Linked DNA regions of Homo sapiens: region 1 is linked to region 2. Evidence: read pairs that join two places in POLR2A ChIA-PET (ENCODE). Cell type or tissue: PC-9. All regions are shown on one strand.

What was found. ChIA-PET counts read pairs that join two places held together with the same protein. Peaks named below come from ENCODE experiments on the same cell type or tissue, not always from the same donor. Only the 100,000 strongest peaks of a DNase experiment are listed, where the experiment ranks them.
Region 1: POLR2A ChIA-PET joins it to region 2 with 11 read pairs; 3 of 35 experiments call an interaction of 5 or more read pairs at or near these places.

What each region holds. Positions count from the first base shown.
Region 1 is chr17:58,571,776-58,579,775 of GRCh38, forward strand. TEX14 (testis expressed 14, intercellular bridge forming factor) reads right to left here. Exons shown (of 32, transcript NM_031272.5): 20 at 7,890-7,956; 21 at 5,600-5,681; 22 at 2,412-2,474; 23 at 1,406-1,533; 24 at 146-351. LOC107985048 (a long non-coding RNA gene) reads left to right here and starts at 1,998. Exons shown (of 3, transcript XR_001752952.2): 1 at 1,998-2,488; 2 at 3,001-3,109; 3 at 7,055-8,000. In PC-9, CTCF peaks have their summits at 6,050 (motif pointing right) and 6,249; DNase peaks (open chromatin) are centred at 3,886 and 6,036; H3K27ac peaks cover 1,120 bases.
Region 2 is chr17:58,725,097-58,733,096 of GRCh38, forward strand. RAD51C (RAD51 paralog C) reads left to right here. Exons shown (of 9, transcript NM_058216.3): 8 at 7,388-7,448. The region is part of intron 1 of LOC105371843 (a long non-coding RNA gene); the gene reads right to left. Among named protein-coding and RNA genes, the nearest start is that of PPM1E, 27 kb to the right of the region's middle. In PC-9, no CTCF peak of the experiment used is centred here; no DNase peak of the experiment used is centred here.

The DNA.
Region 1 (8,000 bases), 150 kb before region 2:
TCAAGAGAGGAGTCCCAGGCAAGCCAGGAGAGGACCCAGCTTATTTCTTGCTTTCTTAATGAATTTGGAGAAATCTTGGCAGTTTGGGTCACTGGGCCCTTTGGGCTGACTCCATGAGTTTGTAACGTGGAATTGATATACTTACAAGACCAGTCAGTCTTGAAGGGGGAGTTTCAGAGGAAGTAAGGAGAGAATCCAGTTTCTTTGCTCTCTCTCGGACACTTATAAAGTCATCAGACAAAGTTTGAATAAATTCTTGACTGTTCCAGCAAGAGGCAAACTCTGTCTTAACCTGAAATGTGATACTTTCAAGGCAGTCTTTATACTGACTGGCAGCTGAAGAAACGGACCCTGTTGGAGAAAAGCGGAAGGTTACTGTCTGAATCCTTTATATTATTTCTCCTTTTTTCCTTTTTCCCTTTGTTTTTGTTTTTTCTGCCCCAATATGATGTGCAGAAATGAATCTTTTACATTATTAAAACAAACAAACAAACAAACAAACAAACAAAACATCCAAACCCACAAACCTATACCTATACTAAGGATTTTCCAAATTGTTAATAACTGAAATAAGGCCGGGTACGGTGGCTCACGCCTGTAATCCCAGCACTTTGTGGGAGGCCGAGGTGGGTGGATCACGAGGTCAGGAGATCAAGACCATCCTGGCTAACACGGTGAAACCCTGTCTCTACTAAAAATACAAAACATTAGCTGGGTGCGGTGGCGGGCGCCTGTAGTCCCAGCTACTCGGGAGGCTGAGGCAGGAGAATGGCATGAACCCGGGAGGCGGAGCTTGCAGTGAGCCGAGATTGCGCCACTGCACTCCGGCCTGGGCAACAGAGTGAGACTCTGTCTTTAAAAAAAAAAAAAAAAAAAATTACTGAAACAATCATTGATCTGAGACACAGCTCCTCATGGTATAAAAAATAATAGTCTCTAAACTTGGCCTCTAAACTTTACCAAAATAAAATAAACGGTGATTTTTTAAACCACAAATATATTGGAAGTAAGGCCACTAAAGAGAGGATATTTGATGCTGGTTGCATATGGTTGCAGGACTTAAGAACTATATAAAGTTTAAGCACAAGGTACTGTTTTAAGTTGCAAACTCTACAAAGCTCAATGTTTTTGTACTAAATTCAGTAGTGCTTAGAGGAGATGTAGCATTTGCATGGCTTTACCACTGCAGTTCTAACCAAAACCTCCTAACGGCTGCCCAATAATCACCACCACCATCACCCCGCCCCCTGGCCTACAATGGGATTACCCAGTTTTGGCCCTAAAGAAAAACCTTTGCACTATGACAACACAGCCACCAGCTCTGATACCACGGCTTGGCTTCCCAGAGACAATGGGCTGGGGCTGTAAGTCCTTCTCCCCAAACACTTCTCTTCCCTGTGATTACCTGGGCTGAGTGGAGTGCTGACACTGGTAGGTGCATGGTTTATTTTGGGTGTTTTGCATGAAGCTTCCTTAAAAGAGCTGTCTGGTTCATAGGAGATACTAGACAGGTCTTGAATATCCGTCAATGATCTAAAGAATTAAGAGCACACAGTAATGATGAGAAGATGACTAGAAAAATCAAACAATATATTCCTGAGAGGTACTTTTTAAGTATAATCTTAACAAAATTTGTATGTGGCAATAGGCCAGAATTAGAGAATATCTTAGAACATCTTATGTATCTTAAAGAGAATATTAGAGAACATATTTAAAAGAGATTGTAACTTTATTACCAAAGAGACTTTTTTTTGGCGGCAGGGACAGAGTTTTGCTCTTGTCACCCAGGATGGAGTGCAATGGCATGATCTCGGCTCACTGCAACCTCCGCCTCCCGGGTTCAAGTGATTCTCCTGCCTCAGCCTCCTGGGTAGCTGGGACTACAAGCGTGTGCCACCATGCCTGGCTAATTTTAGTATTTTTAGTAGAGATGGGATTTTACCATGTTGGCCAGGCTGGTCACGAACTCCTGATCTCAGGTGATCCGCCCACCTCAGCCTCCCAAAGTGCTGGGATTACAGGCATGAGCCACCACACCTGGCACCATAGAGACTTTCTTTGCTAGATACTGTAACTTTAAACATATCAGCAGCTAAAAATAAACTATTTCCATAGATGAAATATTCCATATTTCCAGGATATTTACGTGGAAAACAGATTTAATCTACCTTAAGCGTAAACTTATTATTATTATGATTATTATTATCATCACTACATTTCCTTGAGTGTAAGCTGCTATTAGTTATAAATCATATCACCAATTTGATAACAACTTTTTGGTGAAAGAAGCAGCATACTCACATTAAGTCTACACGTAAAAATGGAAAGATCCTTACAAACAAGAATATACTATTCCCTTAAAACCAAGACTTTACACAAGCATCCCTAGGCATTCTCTTTGGTGATCATACATGTCTTTCTCTTTCAGTTCCTTTGGTGACTCCTTTGATGTCTCTTCTTGTTCATCTTCAGTACTGTGAGAAAGAAAGTAAGAAAATTACATAAATCCCCTCTGTGAACAAAGTACACTAACTACTTGCTACAAGGAACCAGTTGATCAGCCCAGTGTGAGACGCAGAGGAAAGGGCACTAAGCTCAGGAGTAGAAAGTGTGAGTTCTGTGCCAGGCACGTTGGCTCACGTCTGTAATCCCAGCACTTTGGGAGGCCAAAGCGGGTGGGTCACGAGGTCAACAGATCGAGACCATCCTGGCCAACATGGTGAAACCCCGTCTCTACTAAAAATACAAAAATTAGCTGGGCTTGGTAGCACGTGCCTGTAGTTCCAGCTACTCGGGAGGCTGAGACAGGAATTGCTTGAACCCAGGAGGCGGAGGTTGCAGTGAGCTGAGATCGCGCCATTGCACTCCAGCCTGGGCAGCAAGAATGAGACTCCATCTCCAAAAAAAAAAAAAAAAAAAAAAAAAAGTGTGAGTTCTGGTTCTGGCTGTACTACTAGCTGCGAGTTCTCTGACATGTCTGGGCCTCATTTTTCTCTCCAGAGTTGAATAAATACTCTCTAAGGGTCAGCTCTGAAATCAGTTAAAGACTCTATACGACTGTGAGCAAATTCATGAGAAAATCAACAGAGCACAGGAACTTTGCTGGGAGGTAAGATATTGGAGCAAAGGGGCACAGCCATGAGGCCTCAGCACCTGTAAGAAGCTTCCTGGCATAGTGTACCAGGAGAGGCCAGAGAGGCTTGTACCAAAAAATGGCCAGAATAGTGAAGACAAACTTGACCTGTTTCTACTTTAACCAATATTTAAGATTCAATGTCAGTACTCACTGAACATTAACTATAAGGCAGATCCCATGCTAAATCCTTCCATGTTTTCACTTTTTTTTTTTTTTTTTTGAGATGGAGTCTCACTCTTGTTGCCCAGGCTGGAGTGCAATGGCGCGATCTCAGCTCACTGCAACCTTCGCCTCCTGGGTTCAAGTGATTCTCCTGCCTCAGCCTCCCAAGTAGCTGGCATTACAGGCATGCGCCACCACGCCCGGCTAATTTTCTGTATTTTTAGTAGAGACGGGGTTTCTCCATGTTGGTCAGGCTGATCTCAAACTCCTGACCTCAGGTGATCTGCCTGCCTCGGCCTCCCAAAGTGCTAAGATTACAGGTGTGAGCCACTGTGCCTGTCCTTCACATTTTTAATCCTTGCAAAAATCCTCTGAGACCAGTGATATAAATGAAAGATCATGGATTTGGGGTTGAGTTGTGACTTTATTAATTCTGTTACCAAAAATGTTTGTTTCTCCTTCTAAATAATACAACAGGACTTTTTGGCCCTCTTGATTTACATAAATGACCACAGAACTTGTTTTAACCAATAAAATATGAGTGAAAGTGATGAGTCACTTCTGGGCAGAAACTTTAACAGCCAGTACACAACTCACCGTGTTCCATTTTTCCTGCCTTAGCAATCAAGGAAGCACAAAAATGGGGCCTCCCTCAGCCTAAGTCTGATAGAAGGCAATATAGCACAGAACATTCCTGGCCAACCCATGAGCCATGGACATGAAGCAGGAGCAAAGAAGAAACTTGTTGTTTTAAACCACTAAAATTTGGGAGTTGTTTACTATATATAGCATAATCTAGTCTATCCTGACTGACTAGCTGAGTGACCTTAGAAAAAAATATTTAAACTCTCTGAACTTTGCTTTCTTTACTGGCAAATGGAGGCAATGGTATGTGCCTCACAGGGTTGTTATGTGGATTAAATCAGACAATGAAACAGAGTGCCTGGCATATGCTAGATATTTAGGAAATACTAGCTACAATAATTATAATTAAGGAAACTGAGGCCCAGAGAGAATAAAATAAATTGAATGTTATTGTGCCAGATACGTTATAACAATTATGAATTTTTTAAACTTTTCTTTTGAGATAATTGTAGATTCACATGCAATTGTAAGAAATACACTTTACTGGCTGAATGCGGTGGCTCACGCCTGTAATCCCAGCACTTTGGGAGGCCGAGGCAGGTGGATCACCTGAGGTCAAGAGTTCGAGATCAACCTGGCCAACATGGTGAAACCCCATCTCTACTAAAAATACAAAATTAGCCAGGTGTGGTGGCACATGCCTATAATTCCGCTACTTGGGAGGCTGGGGCAGGAGAATCACTTGAACCCGGGAGGTGGAGGTTGCAGTGAGCTGAGATCACGCCACTGCAGTGAGCTGAGATCACGCCACTGCAGTGAGCTGAGATCACACAACAAGAGTGAAATTCTATCTCAAGAAAAAGAAAATACACTTTACCCACTTTATCCCAGTGGTAACATCTTGCAAATCTATAGGACAGTATCACAACCAGGATATTGACATTGATACAGTCAAGATACAGAACATTTCTACTACCACAAAGATATTTCTGGTTTACAGCTATGCCTGCTTCCCTCCTTTCCCCACCCCTTCCTTAACCCCTGGCAACCACTCATCTGTTCTTTATTTTTATAATTTTGTCATTTCAAGAATGTTATATTAATGGAATCACACAGTAAATAACTTTTTGGGATTGCTTTTCCTACTCAGCATAATTCTCTGGAAATTTAGCCAAGTTGTTGCATGTATCAATAGTTTATTTCTTTTTACTGCTGAGTAGCAAGCACTCAATGGTATGGATGTACCAAAGTCTGTTTAATCATTTACTTGGTGAAGGACATCCGGGTTTCCAGTTTGGAGGTATTATGGATAAATTTGTTATAAACGTTCCTGTATGTATTTCTGTGTAAATGTAAATTTTCATCTCTCTGGGATAAATGCCCAGGAGTTATATTATTACTTTAAGTTCCTATTGTCAACATTCTCAGTAAGGATTCTTATCCCTGCTTCACAGATGGGAAAATAGAATAGAGGGGTTGAGAACCTTGACAAGGTCACATGAACAGAAAGTCAGAGTCAGATCTAAGTAAAGGTGATGACTCAATCCCTCAAATTCTACTGCACAAGTCCTAACACAGCTAAGCTGCCCAAAGCTAACTTTTATAAGATAGTAGCTAATACATCTGAAGACAAGCAATATATAAACACGGAGCATTATCACCATTTAACATTGCATCTATGAGTTTGAAACTGCATAAGATAATAATAGCCCATACCTTCGTACAGGTTGAAATTGAGACCTGGGCAAAATCTCAGCATTCTTTCCAAGAATTTTTCTCATTTGGAACTTTTCCTCACCTGAAAGAATAAAGTTAAAAATATATATATATATTTTTTTTTACTGAATCTTTGTCAACCCAAATTATTGTCACCATTCCCTAGAATGTCCCTTGGTCTGGTCCAGAATTAGAAATAATCTGGATAAACAAAGTGCTGCCCTAATTGGGTTTGGATTGAGTGCTGTAGAAGAGGTTTTTGCTCTGAAAGTTTATTTTCCTTGCTCAGAGCACAGAACTATATTCTGACACTCAGAATACAATCAAGCTATTTACTGGCCTTTCAGTTATAACCACAGTTATTTCTGAAGACAAATGTTGTTTTGTCTTTTTAAGAAGGCAAACTGACCCGGTTCCTGTCAACAGACGCCAGGGGGCGTTGAAAACAAGAACTGTTTGTTAACTAAACAGCCCCGAACTCTAACTATGCCACTTGGCCATCAAACACTAGGTGTGGGCGTGGGCGTGGGCGTGGGGTCTTGAGTACTGAGGAGCTAATTCAACTGTCTTCTGTTCTTCTTGGCATCAAGTTATCTGAAGTTACTCCTCCCCAGTTCTCAGTAAGATGCTTTGCTCCAGGCAGGCAGGGCCAGTATCCATTTTCCTTCCCACCACTGTACTGTCCTAGTTAATAAAGAAGGGGGCAGATGGAGCATCCAGCCCTGTTTCCAAATGCCTATGACTCCCCCACCCCCATCCCATTCCTTAGGTCCAGGTGGTCTGGTAGACACTAAGAAGGCCCATCAGAACAATGCCACCTTTCACAGCTACCAAGGAGCTCTGAAACCCCACCAGTGGAGAGACATTGGGGGTTCCTCTTCCTCTGACCCTTTTAAAATGATAAATATCCAGAAAGCATAAACTAATTCCTAAGAAGCAACATTTAGAGCTTAGAGACTTTAGAGTCCGACCCTCTCCTTTACTTTATACCAGGGGAAAGTAGGGCCCTGGGGTGAAGTGACTTGCTGAAGGTTATGCAGAAAAAGTCAGTGGCAGAATGGGTCTTGGAACCTAGCATGCTGCATCCTGTACCCCTGTTGTGTCCTCTCATGTGGAAGGGGATATATATCAGAACAGTAGAAGGAAAAGGGGGCAGAGAGGGGCAGAAAGAAGTGAATGGAGTAGAAATCAGAGACTTTTTCACATACTTCATGTGTCTGTATTAAACTAGCTCTGGTTATCTGACCTGTCTGCCCTAAACTTTTCCATCCCACTCAACTCACCTCCACATACAAGTTAAGTGGCCACATACAAGGCAGGTCCAAAAAAGAGGCTCTGCAGGAAGAGGTGGGTGGCCCAAGGCTCTGGAGACTTTTAATACATATTATGCTGAGACTTTAAGTAAAAGTTGATCTAAAAGCTTACAGCTTCTTAAAATGCTCCCAACTCTGGCAGGGGCCTTCACAAGGTTACAGTTGGAAGCTGGAGTATGCAGTGGAAGAAGGGAGTAAGTTCATAACACTACGCTGTTTGGGTTTAGACGGTTGAGACATGACCATGGATAGCTACACAGGTTGGTAGGTGGATAACTCTACTTTTAAAATAGATGAGTACATACCTTAAAAGAACAAGAGTACACAATTTTAAAAATGTAACAAAGCCAACAGTTAACTTATATCTGTCTGGTGCCACATCCCTGGCTACTGATCCAAGGCTACCTTCTCATCTAAAAGAAAGCCCCTGCTAAGTTATATAGAACCCAAGGCCTCCCAAGTGGTAGATGTTAAGTTGAATCTGCATTGTTAACTGTTACTAACTCTTTGCTAAGATGCTAAGCAAGCAAAGGAAAATGCTGGTGACACTGCCTTCTGGGGAGAAGAAATACATGAAAACCTAGTTCTAATTTTGTTATGTTAATAACTAGCTATGTAGCTTGGGCAAATCCCCCAGGTCAGCTTAGCAAAGATAACTGCACTTGCTATGTGGCACACCAAGGAGCCTGAAAGCTTGAGAGACCAAAGGGGGAAAAAGCAGTGACTACAACAACATTTGCTATAAAAATGCAAGGGGAGGTATAAATAATACAACACGTGGATGTCATGAGGTTGGTGAGGAGGAAGGGATTTGTTCTATTGAGGAGAAATCATTGAACCTTGGTTTTCTCAACCATATAATGAAAGGTTTGGACGAGGCTGTCCCTCAGGATCCCCCCAGCTCTAAACATCTGTGATCCAACAGAAGAAATTTAAGGGAAGTGATTCTCAAGGAATCTTCCCTAAGGGCTTATTACCAGAGACTTGAGGTTGGGCAAATGCACCTTGTATTCCTTCAAAGTCCTCTTCTATGGGACTCGAGGTCTAAAAAAGAACAAAAGAAAAGCAAAGAAAGGAGGTTCACTGGA
Region 2 (8,000 bases):
CAAAGAGCTCAGGTAGTGTTTTTTTTCCCCCACAATACGTAGTGCTTTACTATTGACTGTCGCCCCCTAATTTAAACACATTTTTTACTCTAAACCAGTATGACTGGTAAATCCTCCCCCTAATTTTTTTTCTATGATCACAATTTAAGGTAGTTCCTCCTAGTTTTGTAAGTAAGTTGCTGTATACTAGAGTCACAAAAGGAGTTATTTTCTCGGCACCAAACCTTATTGTAAAGATTTGGCAACAGTTCTCCAGCTGTCTTTTGAACATATTGCTTATACTTTCCCAGTTTTAGGTTATTCTGTAAAGCACATTCCGTCATTTATTTTTTCATAGGAATTACGCCTGAGTTAGTATACAGTAGTCTTCTTCAGACTATAATTAAATATTTACTAATAAAATGCATTTAAGAAGAAAAATAATAGGAACAGAGCAAGATATTTCATCTTTTTATGAACTCAACAGGAGGAAAAGTTTGCCTTCTTTGTCAAGTTCTAGAAGTTAGCATTGATAAGTTATCCAAGAGATCAGAAAATCACGCTTACCATGAGTTAACCATTGTATGAATTCACCTTCTTACAAATCCTTCCCAAGAAATTAGAAACTAAAGTACATGGCCGGATGCAGTGGCTCACACCTGTAATCTCATCACTTTGGGAGGCTGAGGTAGGTGGATCATGGGGTCAAGAGATCAAGACCATCCTGGCCAACATGGTGAAACCCCATCTCTACTAAAAATAAAAAATTAGCTGGGCGTGATGGCACACACCTTTAGTCCCAGCTACTCAGGAGGCTGAGGCAGGAGAATCACTTGAACCCAGGAGGCGGAGGTTGCAGTGAGCCAAGATTGTGCCACTGCCCTCCAGCCTGGTTACAGAGTGAGACTCCATCCACCCCCTGCAAAAAAAAAAAAAAAAAACAAGAAAATGATGTACAACACCAACACTGAATATAGATAGATTGGGGGAAATCTGCTGTTCTATAATATTTTTTCTACATCTCATAAGATCATTTTTTTAATTCTTATTTTTATTTTATTTATTTTTCATACTCTCATTTTAGTGAGTGCTTGCTTGTGCTAGGTATTTTACTAGGCACTTTAAATATAACATTTCAGATAATCTTTTCAATAATTATTTGCAGAATGTATACCTATTATTATTAAAAGAAAACCAAGGCCCAGAAAGGTTAACTGAATAAGTAGTAAATAATAGCTACTATTTATTGAATATTTCTTAACTGTCCTTTATTGTGCAAAGCACTGTATGTATATATGTGTACATATATACGTGTATGTATATATGTGTATATATATAGATTATATGTATATATGTGTATACGTATAGATGTATATACATATGTATATATGTGTATACGTATAGATGTATATACATATGTATATATGTGTATACGTATAGATGTATATACATATGTATATATGTGTATAAGTATAGATGTATATACATATGTATATATGTGTATACATATAGATGTATATATGTATATACGTGTATGTATATATGTGTATACGTATAGATGTATATACGTATACGTATAGATGTATATACATATACGTATGTATATGTGTGTGTATATATATAATTTCATGTTATTTTCCACGTAAATCTTTGAAATAGTGTTACCAGATGAGATCAGGCACATTCAGGGTGGTATGGCTGTAGACTGAAAATAGTATTATCTACATTTTATAGCTGACTTTATAAACTTTTTTATTTTTTTTGAGACGGAGTCTCGCTCTGTCGCCCAGGCTGGAGTGCAGTGGCGCGATCTCGGCTCACTGCAAGCTCTGCCTCCCAGGTTCACGCCATTCTCCTGCCTCAGCCTCCCGAGTAGCTGGTACTACAGGCGCCTGCCACCACGCCCAGCTAATTTTTTGTATTTTTAGTAGAGACGGGGTTTCACCGTGTTAGCCAGGATGGTCTCGATCTTCTGACCTCGTGATCCACCCGCCTCGGCCTCCCAAAGTGCTGGGATTACAGGCATGAGCCACCGCACCCGGCCTTATAAACTTTTTTTTTTTTTTGAGAGGGAGTTTCGCTCTTTTTGCCCAGGCTGGGGTGCAATGGCGAGATCTTGGCTCACTTCAACCTCCACTTCCTGGGGTCAAGTGATTCTCTTGTCTCAGCCTGCCGAGTAGCTGGGATTGTAGGCGCCTGCCACCACACCTTGCTAATTTTGTATTTTTAGTAGAGGTGGGATTTCACTATGTTGGCCAGGCTGGTCTTGAACTCCTGATGTCAGGTGACCTGCCCACCTCAGCCTCTCAAAGTGCTGGGATTACAGGCATGAGCCACCGCACTCGGCCATAGCTGACTTTATGGAGTTCATTTCTTTTCTTCTATAATAACTGTTTCTAGAAGGTAATTGTAGTATTGTGTTGATTGCCAGCCAATCTGAATATGTAGCTTACTCCTTTTTTTAGGTAAAATCTTTTTTCTTCAAACTTTTTTTTTTCGGGCTGTGGATATATGATAAATAATGTACATACTTTATGTAATCAAAATAAATTGACCTCATTTAATAGCATTAAAGTAGTTTTGTTCTTTATCATTTGAAACCTGACATCTTTAAGTTGTTAAAGTTGCATGAACTTGAGCCCAGAAGTTGGAGAACAGCCTGGCCGAAATGGCAAGACACCACCTCTATAGATAATAAAAAATTAGCCAGGTGTGGTGGTGCACACCTATAGTTCTAGCTGTTTGGGAGGCCAGAGTTGGGAAAATCACTTGAGCCCTGGAAGTCAGGGTGGCAGTGAGCTATGATTGAGCTATTATACTTCAGGCTGGGCCGCAAAATGGGACCCCATCTCTAAGATATTAAAAAAAAAAAAAAAGTTACATGAGGCCGGGCGCAGTGGCTGACACCTGTAATCCCAGCACTTTGGGAGGCCAAGGCAGGTGGATCACCTGAGGTTGGGAGTTCTAGACCAGCCTGGCCAATATGGGGAAACTGTGTCTCTACTAAAAATACAAAAAAATTAGCCAGGCATGGTGGCGGGCACCTGTAATCCCAACTACTCAGGAGGCTGAGGTAGGAGAATCACTTGAACCCAGGAGGCAGAGGTTGCAGTGAGCCAAGATTGCACCACTGCACTCCAGCCTGGGCAGCAGAGTAAGACTCTGTCTCAAAAAAAAAAAAAGTTGCATGAAATTTTGTATGCTTTATGCTTTTTAAATTTTAGGTTATTTTAAAAGGATGGAAATAGAAATTCATATCAGGGAAAAATAGTTATAAAAATGAACATTTTTCATTTGGAGAGGAAGACTAAAAATCTTTTTTTTTTTTCTTTTTTTTTTTGAGACAGGATCTCACTCTGTTGCCCAGGCTAGAGTGCAGTGGTGCAATCTCAGCTCACTGCAACCTCAACCTCCTGGGCTCAAGCAGTCCTCCCACCTCAGCCTCCCAAGTAGCTGGGACCACAGGCATGTACCACCACACCCAGCTAATTTTTGTAATTTTTGTAGAGATGGGGTTTTGCCGTGTTGCCCAGGCTGGCCTCGAACTCCTAAACTCAGTCAGTCCACCTACCTCGGCCTCCTAAAGTACTGGGATTATAGGCGTGAGCCACAGCACCCGTCCAGAAACTAAAAATCTTGAATAGCCAAATTATATTGGGCATTGAACTTAGGTGTGCTGTCTCATGCCCCAGCCCCTGTCCTTCACCAGTAACACCTGATTTTTACCCTTAGACTAATGATGGAATAATATTCCAACAGTTATTAAAAGAAATACTTTTGTCTATGTCCTTATATTATGTGAGTTTTCCTCCAATTTGCATATTCATGGTTATATGAGGCCAAGATTATTCAGAATTACACTACTCTTTGCCAAGACGATCTGGTGGTAGAGTGGAGTAATAAATCAACACCCCCACACAGTGTTTCATATGTGTGCTCAGTTTTAGAGCACAAATTGTGCTTCTGTCTTATTTCTTCCTGACCCAAACTATGTAGTTCAGCCATATGTTAAGCTACATCTCAGCTGGGGCCATGAGCCAAGTGATTCTTTGGTTTAGTTTTCATTTTAAAAGATCTCTGAAGAGACATGATGCATAAAAGTGGTATTTTTACCTAGAAATTTGAGGATGATTTTTTTGTTTTGTTTGGTTTTGTTTTTGAGATGGAGTTTCGCTTTTGTTGCCCAGGCTGGAGTGCAGTGGCGCAATCTCAGCTCACTACAACCTCGGCCTCCCGGGTTCAATCGATTCTTCTGCCTCAGCCTCCCGAGTAGCTGGGATTACAGGCATGCACCACCACGCCTGGCTAATTTTTTGTATTTTTAGTTGAGATGGGGTTTCTCCATGTTGGTCAGGCTGGCCTCGAATTCTCGACCTCAGGTGATCCACCTCGGCCTCCCAAAGGGCTGGGATTACAGGTGTGAGCCACCGCGCCCGGCCTGAGGATGATTTTCAACCTGAATAATTAATGCCCCTTTGACTTTAGGATTCTTTTTTTGTTTTGTTTTGTTTTTTGAGATGGAGTCTCACTCTGTCACCCAGGCTGGAGTGCAGTGGCGCCATATCGGCTCCCTGCAACCTCCACCTCCCTGATTCAAGTGATTCTCTTGCCTCAGCCTCCCAAGTAGCTGGGATTATAGGCATGCGCCACCACACTTGGCTAACTTTTGTATTTTTAGTAGAGACAGGGTTTCACCATTTTGACCAGGCTGGTCTCGGATGCCTGACCTCAAGTGACCTGCCCACCTCAGCCTCCCAAAGTGCTGGATTATAGACATGAGCCACTGTGCCCGGCCGACTTTAGGATTCTTAACAAGCATGTAAATGCTTCTTAAAAGCTTTTCACTTTTTAATAATTTCCTCAGGATAGATGTACTAGGCACCTTTTTTGGACATACTGTTGATATGAGGTGATTTAGATACCAATTTTTCAGAAGGCTAGCTGATTTTCATCATTCAAAAAATGACTTCTTAATAAGGCAGGTTAAAATACACCTTGCCTCTCTTTTTCTGTGAATTTTTGCATTAAAGATAGATTATCAACCCTAGGGAATTATAAAAGTTTATAATTCCACTCAACACAGCTGTTCTTTTTTTTTTTTTTTTTTGAGATGGAGTCTCGCCCTGTCGCCCAGGCTGGAGTGCAGAGGCACGATCTCGGCTCACTGCAACCTCCACCTCCCCAGTTCAAGTGATTCTCCTACCTCAGCCTCCTCAGTAGCTGGGATTACAGGTGCGTGCCACCACGCCCAGCTAATTTTTTTTTTTTTTTTTTGTATCTTTAGTAGAGATGGGGGTTTCACCGTGTTGGCCAGGCTGGTCTTGAACTCCTGACCTCGTGATCTGCCTGCCTCAGCCTCCCAAAGTGCTGGGATTACAGGCGTGAGCCACCGCACCCAGCCTCAACATAGCTATTCTTGTATTACATATTACTTAGCAATTATTTATGTTTAAAGTTGCAATTACAGAGTATAGAACATTTTGGATTCTGCTGTATTTTGGTCTGTGTTTTTCTTTTGAATTGTGTCTGAGAAGAGGGGCAATTTCAAAATTAAGAGAGTAACAGATCATAGCCAAAATGTCCTTTTTGAATTGTCTTTGAAAACAAATCATTCTATTTTGTGTAAGTAAATGACCCTTATAACTCTGAGAATCTTATTTTCCTCTAGGTTAGAATCTGTATTTTTTAGATCAGTTTCATTACATTGTGCTAAAACATGTATATAACATAAAATTTACCATTTTATGTTTACATATAGTTCACTGGCATTAGGTACATTCATATTGTGCAGCCATCATCATCCATTTTCAGACCTTTTTCATCTTCCCATACTGAAACTCTGTACCCATTAAATGCTAACTCATTCTTTTTTACCCCCAGCCCCTGACAATCACCATTCTACCTTCTGTCTCTGAATTTTACTCCTCTAGCAACCCCATATAATTGGAATCATATAATACTTGTTCTGATGTGACTGGCTTATTTCACTTAGTATAATGTCTTCAAGGCTCATTTATGTTGTAGCATGTGTCAGAATTTTCTTCCTTAAGTCTGCATATTCCATTGTATGTACATACCACATTTTGTTTATTCATCTGTGGATGCACACTTGGGTTGCTTCCACCTTCTGGCTATTGTGAATAAGTTACAGTGTATCAGTTTTAAAGTAATTCTTAAAAGCAGTTTTTTTTTTTTTTTTTGAGATGGAGTTTCACTCTTTTTTGCCCAGGCTGGAGTGCAATGGCATGATCTCAGCTCACCGCAACCTCTGCCTCACAGGTTCAAGCGATTCTCCTGCCTCAGCCTCCCGAGTAGCTGGGATTACAGGCATGCGCCACCACACCCGGCTAATTTTGTATTTTTAGTAGAGATGGGGTTTCTCCATGTTGGTCAGGCTGGTCTCGAACTCCCGACCTCAGGTGATCTGCCTGCCTTGGCCTCCCAAAGTGCTGGGATTGCAGGCGTGAGCCACCGCGCCCAGCCAAAAAGCAGTCTTAAAGGTTTTTGTTTATATTTGTTGCTGTTACAGTACTTGAATATAGTTAATAAGAGCTTAGAAATTTATTTCTCAGCTACTTTTAGCTTTCAGTTTTATATTAATTGTATAAGACATAATAAAATCCCACCTAAGCAGATCTTGTTCTGTCATGACTTATTTTTGGGACATAATCATTTTATATTATTATTTTTGTAGAGATGGGGGTCTCACTATGTTGCCCAGGATGGCTTCAAACTCCTGGTCTCAAGTGATCCTCATGCCTTGCCCTCCTAAAGAGCTGGGATTACAGACATGAGCCACCATGCCTAGGTGCATCATTTTAAAACAATGTCGTCCTAGCTATTTTTATTGGGTGTAATATGAGTAAGTGTTTCTCATTTGTAGTATAAGAAATTATCATAATTCTTCAGCAATAATTAAAAAAACATGATTACTGCAGACAGTTTGGAAAATATAAGCAAGCAACCTTTACCTTGTGATAACAGCTTTTAACTTCTTGATTGTAGTCTTCTATCAATTCTTTTAGATGTGCGTATACATACTTATAAATATGGGATAATACAGTATAACTATTATTTAGTATATTATTAATACTTTCCTATCTCATTGAATATTTTCTTCCACGTTTAGTTTTTAGCATAAGTAATATCTCATCATATGTAAAATAATTTATTTGAATCAGTCATTGGACTTTTAGGTTGCTTTAAAATTTCATATAAACTCTGTTATATACATACGGGTAATTTGAAGGGTGTATTTTTAATATTTCTCTCCTTTTTGTGTTCTTAGAGAAAAAATAGAATTATTAATATAATAAACCTATACATTTAAATAATGAGTTTGGTCATCTGAACTTTTAATTAATTAAGTTCATGTGTTTGTATGTATTTATTCTTTTTCTTTAAGCAGGTTGGCAACATTGTACAAGTCACCCAGCCAGAAGGAATGCACAGTACTGTTTCAAATCAAAGTCAGTATTATTTGATTAGAGTGGGATTTTGATATTGATGGGCGGTAATTATCTAAAGAGAGAATTTACAACTTGCTTCTGTCAACTTCTGTAGGCAGCAAGCATATTTGAGGACAGCTTTTGATGCTTAGAACATTGTCCCCAAAATAGTAGTATATACAGAATATTGTAGTCACAAATGGACTGAAATTTATTCTTAAGAGCAGAGGAAATACTTATTTTGGGGTAGTGTGTTCCATGCCATATGTAATGTCAGGATATTAAAAATCTTTAAAGTGAAAGTTGTTGAAGATTTCCAGAAAAGAAAAAATACTAACATTACTTATTTTGGTCTGTAGGTATTATAGATCTATTGTAGCACCAAATATAGCCCACTTTAAGATGTTAATTCTTCTGTGAATTTACATCATAGAACACACATTTTTTGGCTGAAATATGCATATTTATCAATAGTGTTGAGCCAAATATATTTTTGGCATCTCTTTTTTTTTGAGATGGAGTCTCTGCGTCGCCCAGGCTGGAGTGCAGCGGTGCAATCTTGGCTCACTGCAG